Linked DNA regions of Homo sapiens: region 1 is linked to region 2. The links are chromatin loops, found by intact Hi-C in ENCODE. Cell type or tissue: HepG2. All regions are shown on one strand. Links, peaks and the distances in the headings refer to the core of each region. The heading gives the core; the rest is flanking DNA.

Evidence for each region. A loop is a pair of places that touch in the nucleus more often than their neighbours do. Peaks named below come from ENCODE experiments on the same cell type or tissue, not always from the same donor. Only the 100,000 strongest peaks of a DNase experiment are listed, where the experiment ranks them.
Region 1: it touches region 2 in a loop (13-fold over the local background); 2 of 110 quality-filtered maps call a loop at or near these places.

Annotation. Positions count from the first base shown.
Region 1 is chr10:50,217,027-50,233,329 of GRCh38, forward strand. ASAH2 (N-acylsphingosine amidohydrolase 2) reads right to left here. Exons shown (of 21, transcript NM_019893.4): 7 at 16,158-16,235; 8 at 1,484-1,604. Among named protein-coding and RNA genes, the nearest start is that of ASAH2, 26 kb to the right of the region's middle. RefSeq lists a silencer at 7,410-7,589. In HepG2, for the core only: a CTCF peak has its summit at 7,492 (motif pointing left); DNase peaks (open chromatin) are centred at 7,505 and 8,665.
Region 2 is chr10:49,929,319-49,945,116 of GRCh38, forward strand. PARG (poly(ADP-ribose) glycohydrolase) reads right to left here and starts at 12,709. Exons shown (of 18, transcript NM_003631.5): 1 at 12,191-12,709; 2 at 5,758-5,824; 3 at 3,859-4,845; 4 at 2,782-2,965. The coding sequence starts at 12,407. TIMM23B (translocase of inner mitochondrial membrane 23 homolog B) reads left to right here and starts at 12,735. Exons shown (of 7, transcript NM_001290117.2): 1 at 12,735-12,982; 2 at 15,714-15,772. The coding sequence starts at 12,877. It overlaps TIMM23B-AGAP6 (TIMM23B-AGAP6 readthrough (NMD candidate)), which reads left to right and starts at 12,735. Exons shown (of 17, transcript NR_158661.1): 1 at 12,735-12,982; 2 at 13,917-14,040; 3 at 15,714-15,772. RefSeq lists an enhancer at 12,550-12,619. In HepG2, for the core only: no CTCF peak of the experiment used is centred there; a DNase peak (open chromatin) is centred at 12,713; H3K4me3 peaks cover 2,893 bases.

The sequences.
Region 1 (16,303 bases), core at 3,492-11,491, 280 kb after region 2:
TAGCAGGAAGAGACTGATCCCTCCTGAATAGAATAATGCCCTCCCACAGGATGAGTGGCTTCTCACTCTCTAGGGAATGGATTGTAGTAGTTCTTGCAAGAGCAGGATTGTTAAAAAAGAGCCTGGCTTCTTCAGTTTTTCTCTCTTGCTTCCTCTTTCACATGTGATCTCTTTGCACATCCTAGTTCCTCTTGTTTTCTTTCTTTTTTTTTTTTTTTTGAGACGGAGTCTCGCACTGTCCCCCAGGCTGGAGTGCAATGGCACGATCTTGGCTCACTACAACCTCTGCCTCCTGGGGTCAAGCAATTCTCCTGCCTCAGCCTCCCAAGTAGCTGGGACTATAGGCACACACCACCATGCCCGATTAATGTTTTGTATTTTTAGCAGTGACGGGGTTTCACCATGTTGGCCAGGCTGGTCTCGAACTCCTGACCTCATGATTCACCCACCTCGGCCTCCCAAAGTGCTGGGATTACAGGTGTGAGCCACTGCATTCGGCCTCCTCGTCTGTTTTCTGTCATGAATATTTATGTGCAATATTCTGAGAAAATTTTTATTTTATTGGTAATAGCATGAGGCCCTCACCAGATGGAGTTGTTCAGTCTTGAACTTTTCAACCAACAGAATCATGAGCCAAAATAAACCTCTTTTCTTTATAAATTACCCAGTCTCAGTTATTCTGCTAACACAAAACAAACTAAGACAGAGCTAAATGATCAGGCTGAATGTTAATGGAAGCTAATATCTTTATAAGGGAATATTAATTGTAGGTAAGGGCCTGGGACTCTTATCCCATTATATAGTCTTCCAAATTTGGGCCTGGAGCAGTGGCTCATGCCTGTAATCATAACATTTTGGGAGGCCGAGGTGGGCAGATGACTTGAGGTTAGGAGTTCAAGACCAGCCTGACCAACATGGCGAAACCCTGTCTCTACTAAAAATACAAAAATTAGCTGGGCGTGGGGGTGTGCACCTGTAATTTCAGCTACTCAGGAGACTGAGGCACAAGAGTTGCTGAACCTGGGAGGCAGAGGTTTCAATGAGCTGAGATCGTGCCACTGCTCTCCAGCTTGGGTGATAGAGTGAAACTCTGTCTCAAAAAATAAAATAAAAATAAAAATGGTGCTTAATCCTTGTATAGCTCTAAAAACAAAAGTAAATATCAACAGTTTGTCATATTTTCAGCTTAATCAAAACCTACTGTTATAAAAATCTTGAACTTTGCCCTTCCTTATTCAACTAATAACTTTATGAAGCAATGAATATAAGGACTATGTAACACAAAAAGCAAATGGTTAGTACTCATTTTTTATTTTTCTTTCCACATTAGGGAGGATGGTAAATGCTGTCTATTCAAGCATACCAATATGTGAGATTGATGATGACACTTTATTCTGGAGATTTGAATCACCTCTTCTGAATGCAGCATGAATGATGACACTCAGTGAATCAAGATGAAGCTTTCAATGATATAAATTCTCACCTGTCCAGGTAGATATCCTTTGTTCTTCTCTTGCTCAAGCAGGTAAGATGCATAGCCCACATTGTCACTGTTTACAAGATGGTTACTGTTGTTCATGCTGACCGGGTGGATGGCAAACCAGCTGTAAAAGAGCAAGAAGCTCTAAATTAATCAGGAGAACGAGAGAACTGGGGCCAAGAACTATGACTGGGAGCTTAAGTTTTCTCCAGCAGGAAAAAATATTTTTAAATAATAGACATTCTACATCTACATTCTTTCATTGTTCATGGGCTTAAAAATACAATGCAAAAAATGTACTCAAGAAGTCTGATCATTTTCTTAAATTAAAAATACAAAACTCCATTTTCATGACTATTTCATCATTGGCATCATCATTGGACTGGTCAGTTACCAGATGACATACCTAAAGAACTGTATATACATGGACTTTGTCCTTCAAGATAGGCACACAGGTAGTAATTATTCAAATTTATCCAATCCGACATTTACTAAGGGTTACCTGTATGCTAAGCACTGAATAAACTGTGGTTTACTTTCAGAATCTCACCAAAGACACAGATGTGAACAAATGGCTTTAACACAGTGTGACAAACGTTGCGAAGAAACAGGCATAAAGTGTTCAGGGACCACAGATGACTAACAATTAATTCTTGTGGGCATTACAGGGAGAGGAAACAGCAGGGTAAATGCACAGAGGTGTAAAAGAGGATGTTAGGCATAATTCAGTATATCCTTATGCCTAGTAATACCTTGTTTAAGTGTAAAGTTATACAGTTTACAAACTAATTTCACATCTGTTACCTTATTTGAACTTCACACAACTCTGAGAGACAGGCTGTTTTACCTCTACTCTGCATAGGTGACCCAGAGAAGCAAAATAATGGTCCACTGTTCACAGAGGCCCAGGACTCAAGTCTGGGTCTTGTGACACCGTGTCCAGTGGCCTTTGTAGGCTCAAACCCTCACACAGGTGAAAAGGATATTTACAGAGTGGAAGGCAGTAAAGCAGATTAACTGGAACGCTCAAGAAAAGAGAAATGCTAATTCATAAACTGTCAGGTTAACTTAGAATTTAAAAAAAAAATTGTTGATTCAATTCTTTGTTGAAAAATCTTTAAACGTTTTTGCTTACATTCCTACCTAAGCAATGTAATGCACAAAACTAAGCATCTATTTAATGGCTAGAAAGGGATTAGGACTTCAAGATCATCTTTCAAGCATCAGTTCTTATTGCCTATCAGAAGCAGATGTAGGGCAGAGGTGGCCTGCTCAAAGCCCATTGGCTCTACGCAGGCAACACAAATGAGTCATGCTAGTTGGTACAATAGGGACTGGTGTGGACTGTAGAAAACTTGCAGTGTCTAAAGTTCACAGCCTCTACTCAGCTCCAGCCAAGTGTTGCCTTATGGGAGTATAAACCAGTGCTGCCAGCTCTTCTCCTTTATTCAAAAGGGGCCACAAATCCATGTTTTCATATGTATTTATCAACTTTAAAATTCTTCAGGAAGTAAATGGCATGGAAACAAAGGACGGGAACTGCTATACATTAAGAGACTTAAAACTTGTAGCCAACAAATGTAGTTTGTGATCTGATTCAAACAAAACAACTATTTGAAACAAACAAACAAAAAAAGACTTTTTGATATAATCAGGGAAGACCGAACACAGATTGGGTGTCAGATCATATTAAGAAATTAATTTTAATTTTGTTGGTTGTAATAAATGATTGGGGTTACATATTTTTTAAAGTCTTTATCTGATGAAGATAAATACTGAAATATTTATGAGTGAATTGTATCTAAAGACACATGGACACGTATGTTCGTTGCAGCACTATTCACAATAGCAAGACATGAAATCAACCTAAATGCCCGTCAGTGATAGACTAGATAAAGGAAATGTGGTACATATACACCGTGGAATACTATGCAGCCATAAAAAGAACATTATGAATATGTCCTTTGCCGGAACATAGATGGAGCTGGAGGCTCCATTTGTTACTCTTAGCAAACAAACACAGGAACAGAAAACCAAATACCACATGTTCTCACTTATAAGTGGGAACTGAATAATGAGAACACATGGACCAACAGATGCTGGGGCTTATTGGAGAGTGAAGGGTGGAAGGAGGGAGAAGATTAGGAAAAATAACTAATGGGTACTAGGCTTAATACCTGGGCGATGAAATAATCTGTACAATGAAGCCCCATGACACACATTTACCTATGTAACCAACCCGCAAATGTACTCCTGAACTTAAAATAAAAGTTAAGTTTTTAAAAAAGAAGTATATAATGTCCTGGTATTTGCTTTCAAATACTCTAGCCAAAAAAAAAAAAAAAAAAAAAAAAAGTGAGGGGAAGGATAAAACAGAATGACAGAGTCTTGCTAATTATTGAATCTGGGCAATAAGTTATATGGAGATTCATTACATTAATCACTGTAGGCATTCGAAAATTTCTATGTAGTTTCTTTTTTCATGTTGGCATCCATTTTGAATTTTTCAAAACACAATGTCAAGCCAAATCACCAATGAGTGAGCTGAATTCAGTCCCTGACATGGCTATTTGCCCCTGTGCTAAGGAATAAACATTTATTGGGCTGAAGATATTCTAAGAGTCATCCCCTCGCAGTTATTTGCAAGGTGTTTACATTTAGGAATATTCTTCTATTAGGTTTGTGTGTGTGGTTTTGTCTCTTTCTCTTAGAACTCAAGTATCAGGAAATTCTAATCAACTAGTGTTTTCCAGTTACATGGATTTTGCTTTTTTGGAGTTTCTTTAGTTTGGAAGAAAATGTGGTGGTAGCATTTTGGCTTCCCAACCAAAACATTTCCATCTGATACCATCACACTGAGGTCAGCCAGCTTCAGCCAACACTGAATATTTCCATTACAATCAAAGAAAAACCATAGAACTATTCTGCTGACATTATTTAGCTCTTATTAGACAAAGGACTTTATGTACAAGATCTCATTTTATTCTCACAGGGAACCCTTTGAGTCAAGTACTATCATTATCTTCATTCTGCAACTAAGAAAACTAAGTCCCAGAGTGGTAACGTTACCTGACCTAGGTCACACAATGGTAAGTCAAGAAGCAGAGCAATGAATTCAGGTTGTATGTGTGTGTGTGTGTGTGTGTGTGTGTGTATAGATAGATAGATGATAGATAGATAGATAGATGGATGGATAGATAGATAGATAGATAGATAGATAGATAGATACAGATAGAGATAGAGATATATGCTCTTATCCACTGTGGAATCCTGGTTCTGTCCCTTCTCTTCATTCACTTGCTCATTCACTACACATTTGGTTAACTTTGACTCTGTGCCAGCCACCAGGAACATAAAGATAAATGAGGTATCATCTTGGCCTTGAGACATGCTTCACAAAAGAAGTGACACTTGAGCTAGGTCTTAAAAGATGAGGAAGAGCTACGCAAAGGAATCACTAGATAACGAGTACTCCTAGCAGAGGAAATAACATCTGCAAAGGCATGGAGATATGAAGGAGGGCCCTGTGTTCAGAGAATGGATAGTCAGGGCGGCCAGAGCAGAATGGATATGGACAAGGAAAGATGGCAGCTGTATCATTCATTCAATCAGAGTGAATTTATTGGGAATCATGTTGATTGGCATTGTGTGAAGGATCGTAAAGAGGAATCAGATGCATTTCCTACCATCAAGGACCTTGCACAATTGGCCACAATGGTAACTATGGAGAAAGCATGTACTAAGAATTTCACTCTACTAGTTAGATATAGACTTGATTTCTTCTTCTTTTGAAAAAGTGTCTCACTCTGTTGCCCAGGCTGGAGTGCAGTGGTGCAATCATGGCTCACTTCAGCCTTGACCTCCTAGACTCAAGTGGTCCTCCTACTTCAGCCGCCCAAGTAGCTGGCACTACAGATGTGCACCACCATGCCAAGTTAATTCTTTTTATTTTTTGTAGAGATGGGGTCTCACTATGTTGCCCAGGCTGATCTCCAACTCCAGAGCTCAAGCGATCCTCCTGCCTCACCTTCCTAAAGTACTGCTTTTACAGGCATGAGCCACCACACCTGGCTTGATTTCTTCTTTATTCCATTTATTTTAAGCCTCAGAAAATAAACTGAACTTTTTCTCTAGAAAATTAAAATAAAATAAGTGTTCAGAAAAAAGTTATTTAAATTGAAGGAAAGGAAGATGTCATATTTTTCCTCCATTGTCCTTTGAAATGTGCACTATTAAAATAGCAAACTTGTCACAGCAACCAAAGTACTATAGTTATGGATGAATATTTATAAAGATATGCAGAAAGGTGATCATTTTAATTTTAAAACGCAGTACTTATATTTTATTTTATCTGGCCAAAAAATATTTTTCCAAGCAAAGTTCAAAAGAAAGGAAGAAAGCTTTAGTTTCAGAAGTTAAGAATTCAGACATAAAAGGATGAATACATCTCTAATAATAAGCATTTTTAAATAATGCTTATGTCACAGCTAAATGTAAAATAGGAAGCAAGGTGCTACGTGAATCAGCATGATGTAATTAAAAATACAGCAGAAAGTCAAGAGATTGGGGACCTTATCCTAGTTTGTAGCAAAATTAGTCAAAATTTCTGGACTAAAATTTAAAAATTATTGAGACTGAAAAATAATAGATTTCAACTATTATAGAATCAGTAAACAACATATTAATATAAAACACTACAATTTTTTTTTCCTTCTGTGTAAAGGAGGCATTTGGAGAAAAAGATCTCTAGTGATTCAGACATTGCATGTGCCCTACTCTGAAACAAAGGTAAAAGCAGATTCCATGCACTCAGACCTGGGCCTCCATGTCCAGTGTGCAAGCTGTGCCCTGTACAAAGAACACTGGCAAAGGGGGTAAGTAGGTGGTTAAATCCAGCCTCTGTGCAGCTCACTGAGCCTGGCACTTCAGCCAGCCCAGAAAAGAGGATGCGTTTGTGTAACTTAGACAAAGGTTCTACGTGCTAGCATGGCCCTCCCCGACCTAAACGCCCACAAATAGGGAAATAGAATACTGTGTATCCATTCAAAGGTACGTTCATGAAGATTCATAGCAACATGGGAGCTCTTTAGGAAATAAAATATAGGAGGCTGTAATGGGTTGAATAGTGTCACTCAAAAATGCATGCTCATCTGGAACCTCAGAATGTGACTTACTTGCAAATATGGGTTTTATAGATGTAATCAAGGTAAAGATTAAGTGATATTATACTGACCGCATGTAGGCTCTAAATCCAATGACTAGCATCGTTACAAGAGGAAAGGAACAGAGAGAAACCCAGAGACATAGAGAACAAGGTGATATGAAGATGGGGGCACAGATTGGAGGGATGTGTCTACAAGCCAATGAAGCCAAGGATTGATGGCAACCACTAGAAGCTAAAAGAGATGCATGGAACAGATTCCCCCCTTAGAGCCTCCAGAAGGAACCAACCCTGCTAATGCCTTGAATTTGGACTTCTGGCCTCCTGACCTGTGAGAGAATAAATTTCTGTTGTTTTAAGCCACCTAGTCTTTGATAATGTGTGGCTTCCCTAGGAAACTAATACAGAGGCTAATATTGTGTTACAGTAGCTGAAAATACCAGCTCTGGGGTCAGACATGAGTTACTTAATTTATTTGAACCTCAGTGTTCATACCTGTAACATAATGATAATAGTAGTACCTGCATTTGACAATTAAAATAACTAATACATGTGAGGTGCTTAGCACAAAGACTGGCTGATACCAAGAATGGAATAAATGTTCACTACAAGAATATTGGTGATGCTATACTGATACTACTGCTGCTGCAGCTGCAGATGATGATAATGATGATAAAGGAAAGAGATACAAAGCTCTGAGCATAAATAAATATATATATATACAAATATATATATGATTTGTAAGATTAATACAATGTTAAATATATGGGGGCGGTGTTCAACATTCGCAACACATGTATATTCAACCCACATGGTATGGGCATGAAATGATTCAGTGAGGATAGCCTGCCCTCTTGTGACAGAGACGTGAGTGCTCACAAAATGCCCATGTGCTCTTCTATTTCCCAGTCTCATTTGCAAGGTGGGGCGTGTGAATACCTCTGACTAATAACATGTGTGCAGAAGGACTACCCAATCTTCACTAGACTTTCCATGAGTGGAAAATAAGTCTTCAATGTGTTAAGCCACTGGAATTTCACATTCTATCTTGTGTGGCACTTGCCATTAATTACCTTCACACCCTCGTTTTCACTCCCTCAAAATCATCCTCACCCCAACCCACTGCAAACTGTTTGGAGAAGAAGAGGAAAGGGTGTTTCATTGTCTTATACTGGAAGGATTATTGGGCCCAGACTTTTACCTAAAAGGCAAGCTAAATTTTAAACCAGCAGAAGAAAAGAATACACACCGGACTGCTCAGATTTTAAAAAGATAATGAGCTCTAGCCAGAAGAGCCCTCCTAAAGTTACAGGCACACCTGGGACAAGCATCCTGCAGAATATTTCTACCAACTCCACCCCAGAGAAGTGATGTACGTTCTCAAGGAATCCTTTTGTTATCTTCAAAAATCCTGAATGAAAAAGACCTTCTAAATAACAATATTGGAGAAATATCTCATTAGGGTAAATTCCATTAAGTTACAGCAGTCAAAATCCTTGCACCATGCCTTTAGTCCCAGCACTTTGGGAGGCCAAGGCAGGAGTTTGAAACCAGCCTGGCCAACATGGCAAAACCCCATCTCTACTAAAAATATAAAAATTAGCCGGGAATGACAGCGCACAGCTGTAATCCCAGCTACTGGGGAGGCTGAGGCAGGAGAATCACTTGAACCCCCAGGAGGCAGAGGTTGCAGTGAGCTGAGATCACGCCACTGTACTCCAGGCTGGGCGACAGGGCGAGACTCTGTCAAACAATAAAAATTAAAAAATTAAAAAATCCTTGCACATTACATGGTAAGTGCAACAAGAAACAGGAAATGGCCAATAGACTATTGTTTTTTTATTTGAGCCAAACCGTGAATTGAAGAAATTCAAAGGAAAACAACAGTGATTTGACTTTTTTAAGCCTGTTACTTGGCAACAATTGTAAAGCATGGTCATACTAAGATTGGCAAGAGTATGACAAACAACATTCTGCTCAAGTTTGAGTAATGGGAGAGTAAACCAACAAAGGGGTGTTGGGCAATTTATAGGAAAAGCTTTAAAATATAAACATTCTCTTTGGCTCAGGAATCCCATTCTAGGAATTTAGCTTAAGGAAATCATTGGCAAATATGTATCTGTTCAAGAATGCTTATCATAGGCCGGATGTGGTGGCTCACAATTGTAATCTCAATACTTTGGGAGGCCGAGGCGGGCAGATCACCTGAGGTCAGGAGTTTGAGACTAGCCTGGCCAACATGGTGAAACCCCGTCTCTACTAAAAAACTACAAAAATTAGCCGGGTGTGGTAGTGCGCACCTGTAATCCCAGCTACTCAGGAGGCTGAGGCAAGAGAATCGCTTGAACCCAGGAGGTGGAGGTTGCAGTGAGCCAAGATTGCACCACTGCACTCCAGCCTGGGCAACAGAGCAAGACTCCATCTAAAAAAAAAAAAATGTTTATCACGATGTATTTTATGATGGAAAACACTGTAAACAATCTAAATAACAAATGATTGCTGATTAGTTGAGTACATTATGATACATAGAATGGAATACTACATGGCAATTTTTAAATGGTGATTTAAAAAATACTAACTGGCATTGAAAGATATTCATAAGGTATTGCTAAATTAAAAATAGAGTTAACAAACTGTAAATATAATAAAATCCCACTTTTTAAGAAAAATATTATAAATGTGCTTAGAAAAAGTCTGAAAGACTATGTAACAAACTTTTAATAGAAGCTGGCTCTGAGTGTCAGGATCTCCACACGATTTTTTGACTTTTTAATTTTTTTCTTACTGTGGAAATTTTAGAAAATATATAAAAGAAAAGAAGATTTTAAAAATTACTTGATACAACACCAAGAATGAACCCTAAGGTAAACTATGGGTGATGATGATGTGTCAATGTAGGTTCATCAGTTATAAGGAATGTACTACTCTGGTTGGGGATATTGATAGTGAGGGAGGCTGTGCATGTATTGGAAGAAGGTGCATATAGGAAATCTCTGTACTTCCTGCTCAATTTTGCTGTAAACCTGAAACTGCTTTTAAAAATATAGTTTATTAATTAAATAATAATAAAGTCTATTGAAAAAAAAACTATGCCCAGCACTGGCACGGTATCATTTCTGCATTGTTCTATTGTTCAAAGCAGTCACAGGACCAGCCAAAGTTCAAGAACTAGGAAAATAATCTCCACCTTTTAATGGAGAGTGGCAAGGTCACTTTGGATAAAACATGGAATAAGAGCAATTGTTGTGTTGTTGCAGCCATTTTTATAAACTACAATCTGCCATTTAAATATATATTTTAAAAATAGCTATCAATCCAAAAAAAGTAAGAGATGAGAAAGGAGGAAAAAGAAGCACTGAAAAGGTGAGACAAATAGCACAAAGTGAGGAGATACAGAAAAGTTCAGATATAATAATCACAATTCCTGAAAATACACTAAATTCACTTAAAAAACAATGATTGTCAGAGTACAAAAGAAATAACTAAAGCTATATGATATTCATAAGAGACACCCTTAAAATGTAAGAATAAAGAACGGTTCAAAGAAAATGATAGAAAAATATACATGGCAAATTCTGGGTTAGCCACATTAACAGACTATGTAGACTTTAAGACAAAAAAAACACATTATTAGATAAGAAGAGGATCACTGCAAAAACAAACAGATACTTGTTTTTGCAGTGATGGAGATAACATTGTTAATATTTTTATAGTATTTTAAAGCTTCTAGTGCACAGTGAGTGAAACCAAGTGAGCATTCACGTTTACAGAATGAGCTTTTAGTCATGTGTATTTCTTATTATATGTTCCACATAGAAAAATGAACAGAAGCAAATGCACCTGAATATTAACCATGATTGATTCGAGGTAGTATAATTTTAATTTAATTTTTCCTTCCTTTCTACTTTCTTTATTTTTCAAGTTTTCTATGGTAAGCACACACTATTTTTATACTGAAAAAAAACTTAGAAAAAAAAAATAATCTCCCAGATTTTTTTCAGGTTAAGTAAGAACTTTCCAGAAATCTAACAATCAAGTTGTCCAATATCTCCAGCCAACTATTTTTTTATGGCTTTGGTTTCTAAACTTGGGACAATTTAAACTACACTAGGCTGATCAATCTTTGTTATCAGTCAACAGTCACCATCTTGGTCATCTAAAAGCCCTTTTAGGCACCTTCACCTACGGGGCAGGGGAGAGGGGTGAACCTGACCCAGGATGAAAGCTCACTTCACAACCATGACCAAGCTCCACTGAAGAAGAATACAGGCAAACAGAAAGTAAAGTTAGAGCAGGAAGACAGCATCAAGCTTCACAACATGGAGCGGAACAAGAAAAAGAGGTTCAGTGAAAGATATAGAAAAAGAAAGCAGGGGCCAAGCACAGTGGCTCAGGCCTGTGATCCCAACACTCTGAAAGGTCAAGGTGGGAGGATCCCTTGAGGCCAGGAGTTCAACACCAGTCTAAGCAACATAGCAAGACCCTGTCTCTATTTATTTTTTAAATAAAAGCAATAAATAAAATAAACAGAAAGGAAGGCTTTATAAATCAGAATTCATGCTAATGATAGAGAAGGCATTTAGGAAGACAAAGACAAGATGAGATGAAAAAAAGAGAACAAGAATGGTTTGGTAGAGGGCAGTCACTAAGGTTTCAGCATTTGCAATTTGAGTGGGGTTAAGTGGACGGAGGGGAGAGTATAGAGTCAGAATACAGAAAACCATAGAGAATAAACAGTCAGACATTACAATTCAAGAAAAATAATTCAATTATTCTGTGTCAATTAAAAACAAAACAGTTTTATGTAAAAAAAGTTTTTAAATAAAGAAGTCATAGTCATAGATGATAGAGAAGATTTATATATATACTGCAACTGAGTTCTGTAAGTCAACACCATTTGAATAAATGAGTGTAATAGCACAAATAGGATTTTTTTAACTTTTTACACAAATGATTCAAATAGCTTACACAAATCACTGCCCCTGTCATCTTAAAAATATGCCTTTAAAGGGCTCCCTTACAAGACCACTGACTATAAGAATAAAAGGGTTTGCAATACATAAATAGAAGGCAGTGGAGAGGAGAGGAGAAGAGAAAAGAGGGGAGGAAGAAGAGGAGGAGGAGGAGAAGCGGGATGAGGAGCAAGGAGGAGGAAGAAGAAAAGAAGAGGAAGGAGAAGGAGAAGGAAGGAGAAGAGGAGTCCATGTGACTGCTGCAAATTCAAGGAAGAAAACTTGGCGGAAGAAAAGAGGAAGGCAAAGAGAAGAAAAGCAAGACAAAGCCTTTTCAGTTGCAGCATCCTTGAAGAAATAAGTCGGCCTCCTCACCTGTCTCAGAGCTGCCTTCGTAAGTGTAGCTATGTGAGTAGTAGCTCTTCCACTGACCACAACTACCACTCAGATTATCTGCACTTGTGACTTTCTTTTTGATGTAGACATTTGAAACCTGTTTTGCTTTCTCCCTTCATGTTTTCTTCACACACATAGTGTCTTATTGCATCCGAGACTCTCAAGGTTCTGTTTATTTTCCTCTATTGGATGACAGACTCTTTGAAGTACCTTACAGAGTCTCCCAAAGTGAATTTTGTAAATGTTACACAGCTTATATTTTAATTCACAATTCAGAACATCCACAACATGTTCTCCATGTCTGGAGAAAAAAAAACATTGAATGCTTTCATGTAAGGGGAAAAAGGCACAAAGATAGCAATATTTTTCTGACATAGAATTTTCTAACAGATTTTTCTGACATAGAGCAACTAGAGCAAATGGTGGCTTCACAATTGTAGAGGGCTTAATGGTTCATGGAATAGTTTCAGGAACATAATTTTATTTCATTCCTCAAGTCTACACTCTTCCCAATCCTTCGACAGCCCCAACTCCCAACCCAAGTTTGAAACACTTTAATGAGTTTTCATTCCTCTTGGTATAGAAAAACAAATTCTTTGTCATGCCATCTAATCTCTATTTCTTACTTTGTCTTGCAACACCCTGCCCTGTTGACCTCTGCACTCCAGCCACACTCACCTTTTACCAGTTCTTCAAATGCTTCCCCATTTGTGTTAAATGTTCTTTTCCAATCCCCCCATTTTGCCAGTTAATTCCTACTCCAGTTTCCAGCTCCCATTGCTGTCACTTCCTCAGGGAAACCTTTCCCAATCTCTCTGACAAGGTCAAATTCCTTTAAGAAAGTTCTACACACCTGCCTTTCTTAGCACTGAGCCCAATTATAATTTTACATGTATTGTATGCCTATCTGTATGCCTTCTGTCTCCCTCAGTAGACTGAAGTCCTATAAGGGCAGCAACTCCATCTATATTTGTTCATCAGTGTATCCCATAATAATCTCTGTGTGGAGAGAAGATATGATAGCCACATTTGAAAATACGGCAACTGAGTCTCAGAGAGTTTAATGGATTCATTCCAGTAGCACAAACATGGGTACTAGATTCCTTATTTCAAGGCCAGGGAATACATCATTCCAAGGAAGTATTGCGTGGCTCATAGTAGGTCCCTAGTGCAGACTTGCTGAATGAAAAACTGAAAACAAAAATGAGAGTAAGAAGGAATGAATTATGAACTCAAATATGGTTTTCATTGTGAAGAAGATAGTCTTGGCTGTGATGCTGGGCAGGTCACATCACCTTTCTAGGCCCTTGTTCCTCTGCTGAAGGTTAAACTAGGTCATCTCCATGCTCTGTGATTCTGAGTTGCTGTGCTTCCAAACTCCTCACACCTTGGGATTCTGTCTAACAGCAGGCATCTACATATGGTGGGTGAGTTACTTAGCAGCCCACATTTGACTTTATATTTTGGATCATTTTTAACGTATTCAAAGAGCAATTACACTATGCAACAAGAGGCAATTGCAGGAGCAATTACATCAAAGATAACATACGGCAGCTCAGAAACAATGGAAAGTTATTGCAGGATGTTAAGCACAACAGATGGAAAAGCTTTGCTATAACCTTGACAGTTGACCGAAAGACTTCCAGATACATGATACAATTGCATGTATGGAAGCAAAGAACATCTGGCCAAAATAATAGTATTTTTGAATTTTCTGTTCCAGTTATTAAATGATTCAAAAACTGGCCAGGTGCAGTAGCTCACACCTGTAATCCAAGCACTTTGGAAGGCCGAGGTGGAGGATCACTTGAGACCAGGAGTTTGAGATCAGTCTGGGCAACAAGCAAGACCCCATTTCTACAAAAAATTTTAAAAAATAGCCAGGTGTGGTGGTGAGCACCTGTAGTCCCAGTTACTAAGGAGGCTGAGGCAGGAGGATCACTTGAGCCTAGGAATTTGAGGCAGCAGTGAGCTATGATCACGCCATTGCTCTCCAGCCTAGGCAGCAGAGCAAAAGCTTGTCTCAGGAAAAAAAAAAAAAAAAAGGTTCAAAAACTACTAAAAGGGAATTGTAAATGGTCTTGGTCCTTCAGCCAAGAGTAAAATAGAAACTATAAGGGCGACTCTATCTCCTTGTCCCAACAAATTTGGGATACTCAGTGTAACTAGCAGAGATGTATGCTGTTATCCTGCCCTTCTTGTAATTGAATGCCCCACTAAAGTGCTCTAGAATCTGGACCTGTTTTACCTTTCCAGTCCACCTTTTACCAATGCCCTGACCTCACCCACACTCTGGCCTTATGGCTCTGTATTTTTCATGACTCCGTGAGAAATCCCATGACTCCTTGAAGGTCCAACTCAAATGTCATTTTCTCTTGGAAGCCTTCCACAGTGCTCTCAGGAAAAACTCAGGGCTACCTCCTCCAAACTCCCACAGCATTATTTATGCCCATGGGATAGCACTGCTGGTCATCTGATTCATGTTATGGTTACTTGTCTATATATTTGTCTCTGTCTCTTGCCCCAATCACCCCACCAGCTTGTGAGACCCTTAAAGATAGAAAACTTGCCTTATTCATCATAACATACCCCACTCACACAGTTACATGCCTGACATTTAGAAAGTGTGCTGAGTTAAATGCTAAGGGGAAACTAATCAAGAGATAAGTTGATTGTAGTAGAAGAATAAGTCCATTATGTCAGCCCATATACCAAAGTTTATTAGGGAGTTTTTAGTGACTTCACTTTTAACACAAAAGAGGAACTCAAATGCTAAGAATTTCAAGCATTCTAATATGCTGGTAATGGAATTATTCAGAAGAGGTAGAATATGTTTTCTATTCCTTTTTAGCTAAAATGATTAAGCTTTTTTCTATGTCAGGCACAGAACTAGAGTTTTGTATGCATTATCTCATTTAATCCTCAGACAACCCTATGGGGTATTACTATTCCCATTTTCAAATAGGATAGTTAAGGTCTAAGTGAATTAAGTTACTTTCTCCAGGCCACAGGGTTAGTAAGTGGCAGAGGGCTGGGACTTGAAGCCAAGTCAACCTTACCTCAAGACCTGAACTTTTTATTACCATGTTGTTCTCCACCTAGTTTTAGGGCCAACTGTGGTGTGTGAACTGTGAATCATAGTTTTTAATGTTTTTCTTCACCACTTTGTCAATTTTACTGCAAGTTTTATTCACATAGCATCTTTTACTTAGATATTTTATAATTCTACTTGGCAGACCCTTTGTCATCTTTCTAATCATTATTATCAACATTTTAAATACTTACTTTATCCTATGGTATGCACAAAAATGCTTAGGGATGAGAAACAGGAAGACAGGGTAGTCACAGAACTTGTCTAAAGTCACATTGCTAATAAGGACAAGAGCCCAGAGTGAACCCAAGCCATTTGACTGTAGCACCCAGCACTATCTGGTACTTCCCTAGGGCATGTCTGCATCATTTGCAAGTCCATAGGTCAAAGAGTCTGGAACCATGTTACCCACCCAGTCAATTCCTGAGTCAGGCCAGTTGCAGTAACCAAAATCACATATGAATGCAAATTCCTTATTTTCAAGAAAACAAAATCCATGTGTTTTCCTAAATGCTGTCACTCCCAGATAATTGTGCTAAAAGCTGGCCCCACCTGTAATTTTCCCTCACTTGCTTCCTTTAGGTGTTCTCAGTTCTATTTTATCCCTACTTGCCATTGTCCTGCATTGGACTTAATCCTTTTAGGGAAACACAGGTAAATAATCTCAAAGCCATAATCACTTTCCTGGTTGGTTAGATTGTTTTTTCATTTTACTAGGAGATAACTGTATACCATCATGGAAGTTCCACATGTGAGATCTTGATAACATAATAAGTGTTAATGTTTACTGAATTTTTGTATCATATGCGAGATGCTGTGCCAAGCTCTTCACCAAGATCTCTCATTTATCTTCCCTGTATTAAATCTGTTTTGTAAGTGCAGAACTAAGCCCTGAGAGACTGAGAACCCTGTACAAGGCCCTTGGCTGGACCCCAGTTGTGTCTGACTTCAGAACCTGGACTCTTAACCACACAACTTATTCTCAGTGTGTGCTGGTACTATTCTAGTCTCTTTTCCCTTCTCTTTAATTAAGAAAAGCTACCCGACAGAATTATTTTTAAAAAGGAAATACAGTACCTGATAAGGCCCAAGTCATCTCCATTCAAATCTACCATTTTCAAAACTATCATTTCCTTGTCTGTATTTGAAGAATACCTAGTCAGTAAAACAGAAAAGCACAGTCAGTTCTGTGTTAGAGCCTAACCCTCATGTAAGATGAACAG
Region 2 (15,798 bases), core at 7,799-15,798:
CATTATCAACAACTCCTTTTTATTTGTCACCCATATTTAGGAATTCACCATATTCTATCAATTTTACCTCATAATAATGCAACCTTCTATTTTCTTTTTTATCCCCATGATTATTATCTCAGTGATTTTCAAGCTTTTTAAAATAGCAGAATCCCTTTTTTCCCTAAGAAATTTGACATAAAGTCATTTAAAGTCACACCAAAGCTATTTTTAGAAATACAGTTTTTGGCTGGGCGCGGTGGCTCACGCCTGTAATCCCAGCACTTTGGAAGGACGAGGTGGGCAGATCACCTGAGGTCGGGAGTTTGAGATCAGCCTGACCAACATGGAGAAACCCCGTCTCTACTAAAATACAAAATTAGCCAGGCGTGGTGGTGCATGCCTGTAATCCCAGCTACTTGGGAGGCTGAGGCAGGAGAATTGCTTGAACCCGGGAGGTGGAAGTTGCCATGAGCCGAGATCGTGCTGTTGCACTCCAGCCTGGGCAGCAAGAGCAAAAAACTCCATCAAAAAAAAAAAAAAAAAAGAAATACAGTTTTTATAGTAACTTTTACTTACTCTAATATCAATAAGTGATGATGAGACAGTTTTAAATACAAAATTTGAAAGTAGGAGTTAGGGATGAGAGTTAAAGCTTACATCAATCTACCATTTAGTTTACATTTATCTCTCTTACACATTATTAAGAAAATCCTGATTCATCCATCTATACAGTTGCAAATGGTAACATTTTACAAACTTTATTTTGATATTAAGCTAACTCTTCAGATGAATGGTAGCAAGGGAACCTTGGCTCTGTGGTCTGCACAAAAATGGGTTATCTTGGCAAAAACAGCTGGTTCAAATGTGGAATTAAGCATCTTCAAATTTGATTGTGCAGTTCTTTTTTAACAAGTTTTTCACTGTTAAAAATATAATTTAGAAATGAAATTTGCATCAAACTTCAAAAGAACCCCTGAAGCACCTCTATGTGGCACAATTCGGTACATACTGTTACCTTACTTAACTCTTATCTGGGCTCTTACATTACCTCTCCTGTCTCCCAGTGTATCCTCACTTCTGTTTTCCTTACATGCAGCTGTCTGATTAATCTTGCTACAGCACAGATACTGTCTGCACAGACATGACTTAAGTCTGGTTCCTGGCACTTGAAGCCCCCTGTGATATGAACCCAATCCAATTTTCAAGTCTCTTCCTCATTCCCCACCCAAATTCCACACTCCAGCAAAGGCACTGTTTTCCATTTCTAAAACAGATAGTTTTCAACCACACAGCCTTTTCTTATAAATCTTATATATCTGTCTGGAAGTCTCCTATCTTACTAACTGCACCTCAGAAATTTATGCTTATCTTTTAGAGCTCAGCTCAAACCCCATAACTCTGCTCAATGTTACTCTCACCTCTAAATATGCTAAAGAATTCTGAATTTCAAAATAGTTAATCACATCTACACTAAATTGTATGTTAAAAGGGATCATGTCAATTTTTTTTAGTACTGCGTGTGAAATCTATATAAAACCTGACTAATAAATGAGATGAATGTTTAAAACTACCCAGCAAGTGATGGAAATCTAAAACTGGATTATGGTGATGGTCACATAGCTCAAAAAATGGACTCAATATCACCAAATCGAGCACTTAAAATGGGTGAATTTTTATATACCTCAATGAAGTTGTTTTTTAAAAGCAAGAACACACAAAAAGTACAAAAGAGGTTACTAAGAACTAGGGGAAGCAGGGAAGGAGGTTTAATTATTTAATATGTTTAATATGTACAGTTTCTGTTAGTATAGTGTTATGATATTCACATTGGTTTTTGTCCAGGTTCTTGGCTTGTAACTCCCATAGCCCTCGTTATAGTCTTTTGTTATAATGTTATAATGTTAGTCTTTTGTTATGTTTTGTTACAATGTTGTTATAATGTTATAATATAATGTTAAAACAAACATGGTAACAGCCCTTTCCCAAAAGAAACCCCCTTCTTGCCTGGGGACTAGACTGCCACCGTAGGACTAACAAAATAGCCACAAGATTAGAAATTATGGTTTAGGAGTCATGCAGCTGGAGGCTACAAGATTCTGACCCGCCCTAAACTGCTAAGATCAGTGCTTGGGATATTTTGCAGACCCTGCACTTGATGGATCAGCTGGCACCACCCAGATGGATAAACTGGCTCATCTGATCTTGTCCCCACCCAGGAACTGACTCAGCACAAGAGGACAGCTTCAGCTTCCCATTATTTCTTCTTCTGACCCAACCAATCAGCACTCTCGACTCACTGGCCTTCCCCAACCCACCAAATTATCCTTAAAAACTCTGATCCCCGAATGCTCGAGGAGACTGATTTGAGTAATAAGAAAACTCTGGTCTCCAGCAAAAAAAAAAAAAAAAAAAAAGGCACAGCTGGATAATGATTTAAGGACACTAAACCATACGTAATTTTGAAATTTAGGGACGAATGCAGGATTCTGCAGTCAGTACACAATACTATCAACTGAGTAAAAAGAAAAAAAAAGAATCCAATGAGGTTTCTTAAAAATACTGGAAAAAAAAAATTATCTTCACCATCAGCTGATAATGATTGCTAATGATTGCTAATTTGTTAAGTTCTATACTAAGTAAGTTATCATTATATTGCTCCATTCTGTAGAATTCTCAGTATTTTATATATGCAGAAAACAGAAGAACTTTCTAAGCCTTGGTCTGTTTCTCACTTAATAAATATCACAATAAATAAGGACTTCCAGTCTTCTCTCATCATAGATAAGAGGTGCTACCTACCCGAATAGTTACTGTGTGATTGGCAGATGGTCTCAAGAGAGGCAGCCGGATCCCACACCGAGGCATTCTTCTCATCTCCTCAATGGGAGTTCCAAGCCACTTCTTATCTGGAGAAAGGTGAGGTGGAACGTATTTAGGGATCTTCCTTTCTGTTCTTTGATGTTTGGTTTCCCACTGTTCTTTTCTAAGGTCAAGACAAATGTATTTAGTCACAAATTATTTACTGTTTTAATTCCCTTAGATACACAAGCACAAAACTTACCCAGACGTTATTGTTTAAAGTATGCCATACTTGGTCACTCACTTCGTTATGTATTATATTTACAATCAAAAGAAAAACCTATAAAGCTTATAAAACTCAAGAGCTTATTTTCAACAGTCTGTGGAAGAAAGTTCCAAACACATGTAAATCACCTTCTCAAAACAGAAATGAGTCATGGTTCACAGTATCATCTACACAGTAATTTTCAATGAAGTGAACTCACTATTGCATGCTGATTGCACTATCTCAGGAAACTCAAATCACAGAAATCATGGATGGGATTTAAGATTCCATATGGGGTAACGGCAAAATATAAGCTTTGTAATATGACACACCTGGATTTAAATCCCAGCATTACCACTCAGAAGGTACATGATTCCAGTGAATTCTCTTACCCAAATCTCAGTTATCTCATTTAGTGAGTATAATACCATCTGTCTGCCTGTCACGGCATTAAACAAAGTGTAAAAAAAAAAAAAAAAGTGTAATATACAATGGTCTAGAAGAATGTCTGGCTGAAGAAACAGTAGCTACTATCAACCTAGTATTTTCATGTTCTAGCAATTCCCATAAATACCAAAAGGAAACTCATGAAACTAAAAATCTGATTTCTAATATTTATTTTATTTCTTGTTTTCTGTTTCTAGCCTTTTTAGAGTTTAAACTTTGGAGTCTAGGTTTAAATTTAGCATAAGTAGTTAACAAGAAACAAAACCATTTCTTTGCTTTACTAGAAATCACAGCTTCGTTAAACTCCCTTACAAAACTATAAAGCATATTATGCTATTGGAGAGATACTGCTGAGAGAAAATTACCTTCTGTCCTCTGCTTTGGGCAGTCTCATGAAATGATCTGTGATTTTAGAATCCTTTTTTCCATGTTGCTTAGAATTTCTGCATTCTACATTCAGGCTAGAAATATTTCCAGGTAGTTTAGCATTTAAATCATTCATTCCAGTGCGACTCTCTCCTCCTTCAAATTGGAAATGTAATCTAACTTCACCGCCCTTAGTAGAGTACCGTTTCCTAAATTCAATGTCAGCGTCTCTTGCTTGGAACCTTGAAGGTTTATTTGCTGTTTGGGAGGAACTACCATCTTCTTGTTCATCAAAACCTGGACTTGTCTCCTCATCTGCTTCTGAGTCTTGACAACTATTTTTAGAATTATCCACATCCATCGGTGACTCGGGTTCACTTTCCTTCTCAAATGGAGGAGAATTTCCTAGGCAACTTTCTTGTCTAGTCAATTTGTTGTCATTTTTTGGCCCAGTACCAACATCCTCAGAGCCAACATCTGACAATGGACTCTCTGGCACCACATCTATCTCATCTTGCTGACAACTTGCACAGTCTTCCCCAGGATCGCAAGACTTGCTGCACTTCTGGTGGCTTTTGGCTTCTCTGGCCTGTTCATCTTCTGTAGTCTGCTTTGCATTTGCAAGCTTTACAGTTGTGAGAAACTGTTGATTGTCTCTATTCTCTTCACTATCTGTGTCACTGTGATCATCATTTTGAGGTGACCGATCAATGTTAGCATTACTAAACTGCTCTGGTACCAGGGTTACTGTTTGAGGTTCACTTTCCAAAAGCTGCTCCGTGTGTTTCCCTTCATTTTGCCACTTACACATTGCTGCAGTCTGATGCTGGTTCAAATACTGTGTACTTTTTTCAGTGGGTGACTTATCAAGACTTAGCTGAGAAACATTTTCTAATTTTTCTACATTATGTTGGTAAAAGTTATCTTTTTGTACAGAACTCATCATGGATTCTATTCTTGTATTGTTGTTTTCTTTACTATCCAAACTACAAGAGAACAGAAAGAACTAAAAACAACTTATAATACAAAAAAGTCACTTATCCAATCATACCCCCAGTGTCACAGCAGTAATTAAACTCCCTGTGGTCAGCTGAGCACACAGCATGTCTTCTATGACTCCATGTCTTTGTATGTGATCCCTAATGCCCTCCCTGCAGCTGTGTGTCTGGCAAACACCCGCCTTTCCTTCAAGTCATAAATGTCACTCACCTCTCTGTGCAGTCTTCCTTTAGGGACCAAAGGTAAAGTTGAACATTTGTTTCTTCTACACACTAACCACCACTGTGCCTTGCTCATACCTTTACTATTGCATCTATCACACCAGGCAGTAATTATGTGTTTTTGTGTCTGTGGCCACTGCTACACTGTAAGTATCTTAAAGACACAGACTGGCCGGGCGCAGTGGCTCACACCTGTAATCCCAGCACTTTGGGAGGTCGAGGCAGGCAGATCACGAGGTCAGGAGATCAAGACCATCCTGGCTAACCCGGTGAAACCCCATCTCTACTAAAAATACAAAAAATTAGCCAGGCGTGGTGGTGGGCGCCTGTAGTCCCAGCTACTTGGGAGGCTGAGGCAGGAGAATGGCGTGAACCCAGGAGGCAGAGCTTGCAGTTAGCCGAGATCACGCCACTACACTCCAGCCTGGGCAACAGAGTGAGACTCCATCTCAAAAAAAAAAAAAGACACAGACTATTCCTCTCTCATCTTGGTATCTCAAGTATACAGGACAGTCCCTGGCATACAGGACTCTCTAAAAAATTACTTATAAGTTGATTTTGAATTAACATAGATAAAGGAGAACAGAAAAGCATGAACAAAGAGAGAAAATATTAAAGCAACAAGATAAAACATCCATGTATTATTATTCATTTCTCTACATAGGAATGTTTCTATACCTTTCTGATTCCGCTGTCTTGATTCCTTTAGTGTCCATCCAACTGGTAATAGTCTTTTGTTTGAAAACTATAAAAAAAAATGTATATTCATACATTCCTTCAAATATAAAACATATACAGCATATTGTACATGCAAGGAACTATGCTAGGTTCTACAGGTTAAACAAAAGATTAATAACTCAAGTATTTGCCCTCAAGTATATGGGTAAGACAGGAACATAAATGTTAATACATATGACACAGGGTAGAAAATGACTGGTGCCTAAAAGAGTTGGTATGGCCTAATGGATAAGAGCATAGGCTATGGAATCAGAACATCTGTATTCAAATCCTGATTCTCCCATTAGCTTCCTATGTTACTCTGTGAGGGGTCATTTCTCTGTATCTCAGATCCCTCATTTGTAAACATGCAAAATAACTATCTCATGAGATAAGGCTTAATTAAGTAAAAATAGTTCATGTAAAGCATTTAGGGCATTATCTGGTTTACGCTTAGTAAATGTTGATTCTTAATTATCATGATTATTAAAAGAGGTCCTGATAAAGGAATTAAGGTTATTTCTGAGGAAGACACTACTTCAGTGAACAGGAGAACATGGGCATAATCGGTAAGATTTCTTCGGAAAAGGTAAGGCTTGACTTATGCCTTGAAAAGTAAACATGCAGTCACATAAAGAGAAAATTATAAGCAAAGGCACCAATATCAGGGAAATATAAAGAACTTAAAAAGAAAGCAAAAGAAAATATGGTTGAAAAGTCAGCCAGGATCATACCATACAATAGGATCTTGAATGACCCACAAAGAGAAGCACAAAAAATGTGTTGAAAGACATGATTCCTCTCATCTAGGAGGCTCACAGTCATGCATGACAGCCTGGAGGATAAATCTGAGGGGCAAGAGGGAAGAGCTTATTGCCAGAAACTAGGGAGGAAGCTACTAGTCCAGGTCAGTGGTTCCCAAACTATCTGGATCATCAGGAAGCCAGCCACACCCCAGTCCTTCTGAATCAGAATCTATATGTGAGTAGGATGAAGGCATGAGGGGAGCTGGAATCTATTTTTTTTTTTCCAAAAGTGATTCTGATGATCCACTAGATTGAACAGTTACTGGCCAAGAACATAAACTAGTCCTTGTGAGAGTAGTAAAAGTGAGGAGAGTCATTACAGACTTCACAATAATAGGGGAAGTTAAAAGTGACTTTAAGCTTTGAGCTTGAGAGACTTGAAAAATGATGACAGCCTTAAGTAGAAATATGGAATACAAGAGAATTGTGTTTAGGGAAGAAATACGATTAGGTCGATTCTGCCTATACTAAATTTGAGATGCCAAAGAAGTAACTAGATAGAAAACCATATCACTACTTCTGGCTTCCTAAGGTTTCCTTCCTAACACATCAGCAGACAGTAGCAAAAGTAGAATTGATAGCTCAGGAGAGGGAGATGCAATATAAATAAATACAAGCCACATTTTATATAATCATTAGAAATAAGTGTGCTGTCAAAATTTAATATACTGAATAGGGATTAAATGTACATCATATTTTAGTATCAGAAATAAAATCTTAAACATTCGCAAATGTTTAAGATTTGAGATACTCACTAAATTGCAATGTAAGAATCTTAGCATCCTAAGTCACAGGATCTTTCTTATTTACCTACCTCTCCTAAAACACCATATGGAGCAAAACAGATGCAGGCTCAAATATACAAAAATCAATGGTTTATTTTTCATTGAAATAATGGCATAATCGAAATACATTTCAGATGGGGAGAATTTTATACCAGAAAAATATTCAATTGCTATATAATCTTTACCTTCCACAAAATACTTATAATCCAGCTAGTAAAAATCTTTGATTAATGTTTCAAAAATAGTTTAATAGTTTCTATCACAAAAAAGTAATCACGCATAGTGATTTCTTATTGTTAAACACCATTACTTCCACGATTTTATTTAGCTTTCTGCAGCAGATCAGGCTTCAGAGAAAAAATGAGCTTCAGTCAGAGGGAGTAAGAGGATAAACCATTTGATTCTGAAACTTTTTCTATAGTTCTGTATTCTCTATTTATTTTCTTTATATCAAATACAGCAAGTATAGTTTAGAAAATCCTCAAATTGGGCCGGGCGCAGTGGCTTATGCCTGTAATCCCAACACTTTGGGAGGACGAGGCAGGCGGATCACAAGGTCAGGAGATTGAGACCATCCTGGCTAACATGGTGAAACCCCGTCTCTACTAAAGATACAAAAAATTAGCCAGACGTGGTGGCGGGCGCCTGTAGTCCCAGCTACTCGGGAGGCTGAGGCAGGAGAATGGCGTGAACCCGGGAGGTGGAGCTTGCAGTGAGCGGAGATCGCGCCACTGCACTCCAGCCTGGGCGACAGTGTGAGACTCTGTCTCAAAAAAAAAAAAAAATCCTCAAATTACAAACCAGTAATATGCCAAAACATTCATTTTTTGAGTTGGTTTAGAAGTTAAAACATCTTTTTTCCATAAATGTAAGGATTAATGTTAAGATGCAATGACTAGGTTCCTATAACACACACGAAGCACGTACTCCTGTGATAAGTCTACAGAACCTAAAGACTGCACACATCATTTCATGAAAAACCAGGAGTGTTCCAGTGATGGCAAAGAAGAAGAGAGCTCTCTCCTGTAGCCCTGACCCTGAGAATGTGTTCTCTCTCTAGTTTCAGGCTTCCTGAAGCCTGGGGAAGGGATGAAGGAGGAAAAGCAAGAGATAAGGAACCAGTATCTTCTGCTAATAAAACATTGATCAGTCCTTCTTAGGGCCTCAGAGAAAGGACTGCTTACTGCTCTTTGCAATATCACTGTTTCTGGCTTCCTAAGGTTTCCTTCCCAGCACACCACAGGACTGTGTCAGAGCTTTATCCCTCTTACTCCTGAAGTAAGCATAAAATTATGCTTTCCAGGTTTCCTAGGAATTTTAACTAGAAATAGTCACAGCAAGGCAAAAAGAGTGGCAATAAGAAGTGATGAAAAGATACAAGATCTAGAGTCAGATAGTCTTGGATTGAGATCTTTGTTCAGTCACTTACTAGTACCACCTTGGTCCAGTTGCTTCACTTCGTTAAGCCTTTATTTCCTCACCCAGAAAATGAAGCTAACAACACCTACTTCTAAGGGTTATGTGGATCAATTACAAAGCAAAAATTAGAGAAAATATTGTGTTCAGCCTCACAAAGCACTCAATATGTTATCTCCCGACATTTCCACCCAGTCTTTTTTTTTTCCACTGAGATCAGTAATTCTCCAACTTTGACTTCACACCATTTACATTTACTCTCATCAGCAACATTATTCAGTACCCAGTATATTTTAATCAGCAAGTCATTCAATTAATAGCTATAGATACAGCCAAAAGGCACAAAACGCAATAAAATTCACCTGCATGTCAAAGGAACATTCCACTTTCACAAAAAGTCTATAGCAACACATCTGGATAAACCTGCGTCATCACAATGTGAATAACATGCTGAGTTCTGCCAATATGCAGGTTTGCAGATTTTTTTTTTCTTTTTTCAGAAGTGGGGTCTCGCTATGTTGCTCAGGCTGGACGGGAACTCCCGGGCTCAAGTGATCCTCTTGCCTTAGCCTCCCAAGTAGCTGGGACTACAGGTGCATGCCCAGCAAAATTAGCGATTTCAGTCAATACAAGAAATATATCCAGGAAGATAAAGAATATAAAATTTAAAGATACTGAATAAATATCCATTTCGCTACCCCGCCTACTTGTCCTAAGATAATTATATATAAAAATTTAAATACCAAGTTCCTAAAGGAATCCCAAAAATTCAAACAATGGGCTTTTGATACAAATATAGTCTTCGAACATTCTGTTAATTGGTGTCCTGTGCCAGGTATACAGAAAACATTTAAACATGCGAAATACAGCCCCAAGTATTCATTTGGTACCTCTTCTGCAGAAATCTTAATTAAGATCCAACCAGTGAGGACTGACTGCCCTCACCCCTATTTGCAACTAACTCCTCCTCCTTTACATGCAAATAAGGTTAATGAAACCACAAATTATCCAGTCACAGAAGCTGAAGTACACCTGAACGTATACCTGAAGTTCACCTTCAGTTCTCTCTCCCCTATACCAAGTTCTCTGAAATCTACATCCTAAATTTTAAATCCATCCCTTCCTCATACCCTTTAAACACATCGCTTACTAGACAACTGCCATTTGTTTCTTGCAACTAGTCTCCCTGTCTACAGCCTTGACTATCCAGTGTTCTACAAACTACAAATGACCAGTCATTTTTCAATGAAATAACACAGACAATATAAGAATGCATCACACATAGTAAGGTTAAGTATTATTTCATGAAACATTTATTTCAGTTATAAATATGGCTTATTTGCCAGGTTACATATATTTCTTACTCTGTGTACTGGATAAAATTTATGCTGTGGGTTGCAGTTAGAAAAGTCCAAAAGCCACTTTTCTAAAATATTAACCAAATGGTATTCCCACGCTTAAAAGCTTTTTAGTGGTTTCTCCATTAACCACAGAATAAGGTTGAAATTCCTTAAAATGGAATTTGAGTTTCTTCATAAGCTCCTGTCTGCCACCCAGCCTCATCAGACACTCCTCTGTCATCTTATGCTCCAGTCTTACCAACTTTTGCATGTCTTATTTCCTCTGCATGTATAATTCTTTCTCCTCTTGATTTATACAGCAAATCTTCCTCATCCTTCAAGGCCTAGTGCAAGTCTACTTGGTACTGCCCCTAAGTATGAAGACATCTAAGTGTAGACTCTTCACCAGAGAACTGCCCGAGCTCTGCCCAGCCTCTTACACTGTTAACGAATGCATCCTTTTTGAAATGATCTCCTTTGTCTGACACAACACAAGCCAGGCTTTCCTCCCACCTCTACAGCCGCTTCTCTTCAGTCTACTCTTAAACTTTGGTGTTCCTAAGGCATCTGCCCTAGGTCACCTTTACTTTCTCTACATGTTTATGTTATCTATGCCCATAGCATCCATTATAATGTTTATGCCACGAACTCCCCAATCTACTTCTCCAGCACAGAAATATTTCTTCTCAAGTATCCCATTCTTTCATGAATCCATCCCCTTCCCTATTGCCAGCATCCAGGCCTAAGCTACAATTATTTCCAACCTAGATTAACTCCTTAACTGAGTCTTGATGCTCCACTTGAGTTCCTTTTCAATCCATTCTTTATTTTCCACACACCAGCCACACAGACTTTTCAACAAATAAATAAGTCTAATCAAGTCACTCCCCTACTAAAAACCCTTGAGTAGCTTATCAATGCCCTTAGAGTTCAAAATCCTTAGCAATGTCTACATATCCAATTTGATCTGACTTTTCTGTACCACCCTGCAGCCTCATCTCTCACACTCTCTTGCGTTCACTCTATATATCAATTGCACTCCTGTTTTTGTTTTGTTTTGTTTTGTTTTGTTTGAGGCGGAGTTTCGCTCTTGTTGCCCAGGCTGGAGTGCAATGGTGCCCTCTCGGCTCACTGCAACCTCCGCCTCCCGGATGCCAGCGATTCTCCTGCCTCACCTGCCTCAGCCTCCCGAGTAGCTGGGATTACAGTTGCCCGCCACCACGCTAGGCTAATTTTTTGTATTTTTAGCAGAGACGGGGTTTCACCATATTGGTAAGGCTGGTCTTGAGCTCCTGACCTCAGGTGATCCACCCGCCCCAGCCTCCCAAAGCTCAGGGATTACAGGCAAAACCACCGCGCCCGGCCTCGGTTGCACTCCTGAAACACTTCTTACTTCCTCTTCATCTAACTCCTACTCATTCTACAGTCCTCAGAATAAGCATCTCATCTTCTGGAGGACTATTTTCGATTCCATAAATTCAGTTAGGTAAAACAATCTGTCATTCATCTATCAGAACATCCATTACCTTTTATTATATTAACTTTTGCTATCGTCTATCTCTCCAGATAGATTTTAAGGTATGAAGGCAGAGGCCAAGTTTCTCTCGTTCAACACTGTATACCAGGGACGGGTACAATGCCAGCTTAAACTAATAGCTCTGCACCCTGGGACCCAGAATCTGAACAAGTGAAGTTGTTTTCTTCCTATCTAGAGGCTGAAGCGCCCTACTGTTTTACATACACAATTAGATCTCCTTGACGACTAAGGCAATTTCTCAATCAAACCTGAAGAAGCAAACAGGTGGTGGAGTCTCCTGCCATTTTCCGCCCTGTGAGTGACTGCTCATCAGAGTTTCTCACATCAATCGCACTGGGAAAAATGCGGCCCCATTCACCCACTAGTGGCTTTGGTAGCTCAGCAAGTGGACCTCAAGAGTGACGATGCACACAAGACCAGAAAGGAGTGACTGGAGCCCCTGGGTCCTCAGACTGAGACCAGAAGGTTCGGGCCGAGGCGAAGGACAAAGATTTTTATTTTCCCACGTACCAAGCGAGGTGGCGCTGCCTCTGTGCTGTCCCGCCCGCCCTGGGACGCAGGCTGGCGAGGACGGTGGGACCCTGAACTGCACGTGAGCGTCCTTGGGGTCGAGGACGCGCCTCTGCCTGCTGGGAAAGCTCCGGGCGTCCGAAGCAGCCGGCGAAGTTGTAGCGGCGCCCCAGCGGGGTCGCTTGGTGCAGGGTTCACAGCCGGGGCCCGCATTCATGCTGGGACCAGCAGCGCACTGTCCCCGGGCCGGCCCGGGCGGAGAGCCTCATTCACTAACCCTGAGAGAGATGGACTGCGCCTCCTTCTCAGCGCCTGCCTGCACCATTCCCTCTCTGCCGCTGCCTGCTTCTGCAATTGCTGATCCGCCGGCCTCCCAAGTCAGGCCGTAAACACTCGCCTGCCTTCCCTCTTCCACTGGCACCCCACCTGCCTCAATGCGCCGCTTTGATTCGGGATTCGTTCACTTTCCCACCACCGGAAAGCTGCCGTCAGGCGCTTCCGGCTTCCGGGGCGCACACTGCCGCAAAGCGGAAGTGTGGCGCTTAACGGGAACCGGCGCCCGGAATGTCAGCGTGTGAAGTAGGCGCTGGCAACGCGGGGTTACCCGCTGTTATTGAGGAGTAACGGCCCAGCGGACCACCCAGGCTTGAGGCAGCGGCGGGAACCACTCGGTTTGCTGCGATACCATGGAAGGAGGCGGGGGAAGCGGCGACAAAACCACAGGGGTATTGGCCGGCTTTTTCGGAGCCGGCGAAGCAGGTTACTCGCACGCGGATTTGGCTGGCGTCCCGCGTAAGTATGGGGCCTAGCTTGCGATTATTTCTGACTGGTTCTTGCGTTTACACTAAAGTTGCGCGTCCCATGTTTTATGTTGTTGGTTTTTTTTTCCTTGCTGGCGTTTACAAGCTTAAGTACCAGTGGTGGGGTTAGTGTATCTGCATGGCTGCTCTTTCAAGATAGAAAGGCCTAAAAAAGGGCCACGGATCTCCTGGGGAAGCTGTCCGTGATTGACCTGGACTCGCGAGATGATGCATGTTTTCTTAGGTTTATATCCAAGCCTCGTACGTTTTGTGTGTGGTGGGCCGTGTGATTGACCCTTAAGAGTAGAGCCCAGCTTTGGGAGTAAATGTATTCCAAATAGCAAGCCCGTAGTTAACTTTTTAGTACACAGTGACATATTCTGAGCCTCCAAGTAGCCGTAAGGGCAGAATATTCAGTAATATTGCATGTAAGTGAGAAATAAATATGACTTGGGACAGGCTAGGAAACCTTCTTTAGGAGCTAGGAAGTAAGCTGAACTTTAAAGGTGATATATAGACATGAAGAAAGAAGCCAGGTAAGAATTATAGGAAAGGAAATAGGCAACATCAAGGTATACAGAGGCATAAATATCTTGCCTTTGCCTCTCCTCGGTCTTGTGAATATGTTTTCCAGAACTTTGGTACTTTGTAACTGTGGTTGTTCAACTAGATAAATAGAACTTGGACCTAAAGATAGGCAGTTGGTCGTGGATAAAGCCTTTACGAAAGTACTTTCTTTTTAGAGAATCCTTGTAATATTTCTCTAGGTATTTTATACTAAGGAACAACAACAACGAAATATGTTCAGACTGACTCTAGTGCAAAAAAATATAAAAGACCTTTCATTTCCCTGGTGTCACCTTTGTCAAAAAACTGAATCTACAACACATGGTGTTTTGTTTCGTTTTTTTTTTGTTTGTTTTTAGAGTCAGGACCTCGTTCTGTCACCCATGTTGGGGTGCGGTGGCATGATTATAGTTCACTGAAGCCTGGCACTCCTGAGCTCAAACAATCCTCCCCTCTAAGCCTCCTAAGTAGCTGGGAATCTAGGTACGTACCACCACACCTGGCTAATTTTTAAAATTTTTTTTTTGACTTATTGTGGAGATGGGGTCTCCCTGTGTTGTCCAAGCTGGTCTCAAACTCTCGAACTCAGGCCATCCTCCTGTCTCGGCCTCCCAAAATGCTGGGATTCCTAGGCCTGAGCTACTACTTTACCTGTTTAGAACACAGTTTCATATTAATCTTAGTATTTCTGAGTTTCAGAGCACAAAGGGCATATACACTTCCTTAATGTGACAATATTGTTAAATTAATTTGATTAAGATTTGAAGGTAAATTGGGGGACCAGGGAATGAACACCATTTACTGAGCTTTTACAGTGTGCTAGCTACTTTTCTGGGGGCAGGACTATAGTGGTTTTTGTGGGTTTTTTTTTTTTTTTTTTTTTTTGAAAAGAGGACCCTTGCGCTCACAGAGCTTACATAATACTGAGGTAAACCAACAAACATAAATTAAAACATTGCCTTTAGTGATAAGTGCTGTAAAGGGAATAAAGCAGAGTCATGAGATTGTGATGGAAGCAGGATGCCATTTTAGAGCGGATTAGGGAAAACATCTCAAGGGAGTTGACATTTGAGCTGTGACCCAAATACAGTACAAATGCTTGGGAGGCAAGTATCCAGGAAAATAGCTAGTGCAAATGTCCTGAAACAAAACAAATTTGGCATGTTTAAGGAACAGCTCTTAGGCCAGTCTGTCTTCGTAGTTACAAGGGAGTTGGATCAATTGAAGCTTGTGAAATCAGAGAGGTAGGGAATGACAGCTAATGTAGGATTTTGTAAGTTATGGTAAGGAGTTTCGATTTTCTTAAGAAAAATCACGTAGTTGCTATGTAGACAGTGAATTGAAGGGGTAAGAGAAAGCAAGGAGTTAGGAAATTGTTGCTGTGAGATATGATGGTTGGACTAGGATGGTAGCAATAGAGAAGATAAGTAACACAATTCAAAATGGGTATTAAAAATAGAACAAGCAGGACTCCTAATTGATGAAAAGATAGAGGCATGGGTGATGCATAGGTTTGTAAATAACTGCTGAGATACAGAAGGATCCAAAGATGATAGGTTTTACTGTTTTCAATGTTAGTGAATTCAGGTCTGGCCCTCTCAAAGTTTGTGTTTTCTTTTGCACAGACCCACATACCTGTGGTAATGACCCAAGGATTCTCAACCTTGCCACAGTAAATCAATCGTTAATAGTAATATGTGAAGGAACTGCCTTGAAATAGTTAGATACAACATGTACACAGTCAGAAAACCCAACCCAACCACTGTTTTTCCCATGGAATTGATTAGTCTTTTCTCAGTCTTATTTTGTAATTTATATAGTCACCAAGCATTCTTGTAGTAAAGTGAAAGAAATTAGCTTTGTAAATGGCCTGGACTACACTTCCTGTAAGTTCAAAAATCAGATCTATGACACTGCGATTATCTTATTGGTGTAAAAGCCTGAGCCACCAGTGGAAGACCTGGTTTGGGATTGAGGGTCTCAGGATGAGTCAGCCCCCAAACTGACAGATAGGGAGGATAAAATGGGAAAAAATTTTCTGCCTTCAGTGAGCCTATAAAAATTGCAAACACATGTAACAATCAGGAGCTGGATTAACTCTAACTGGATTAACTTAAAGAATTTTGTTGCAATGTGACATTTTGTTTTCTCTCTAGTAACTGGTATGAACCCTCTGTGTCCTTATTTAAATGTGGATCCACGATACCTCGTGCAGGTAAGACTAAGATTTTACTAGTTTGG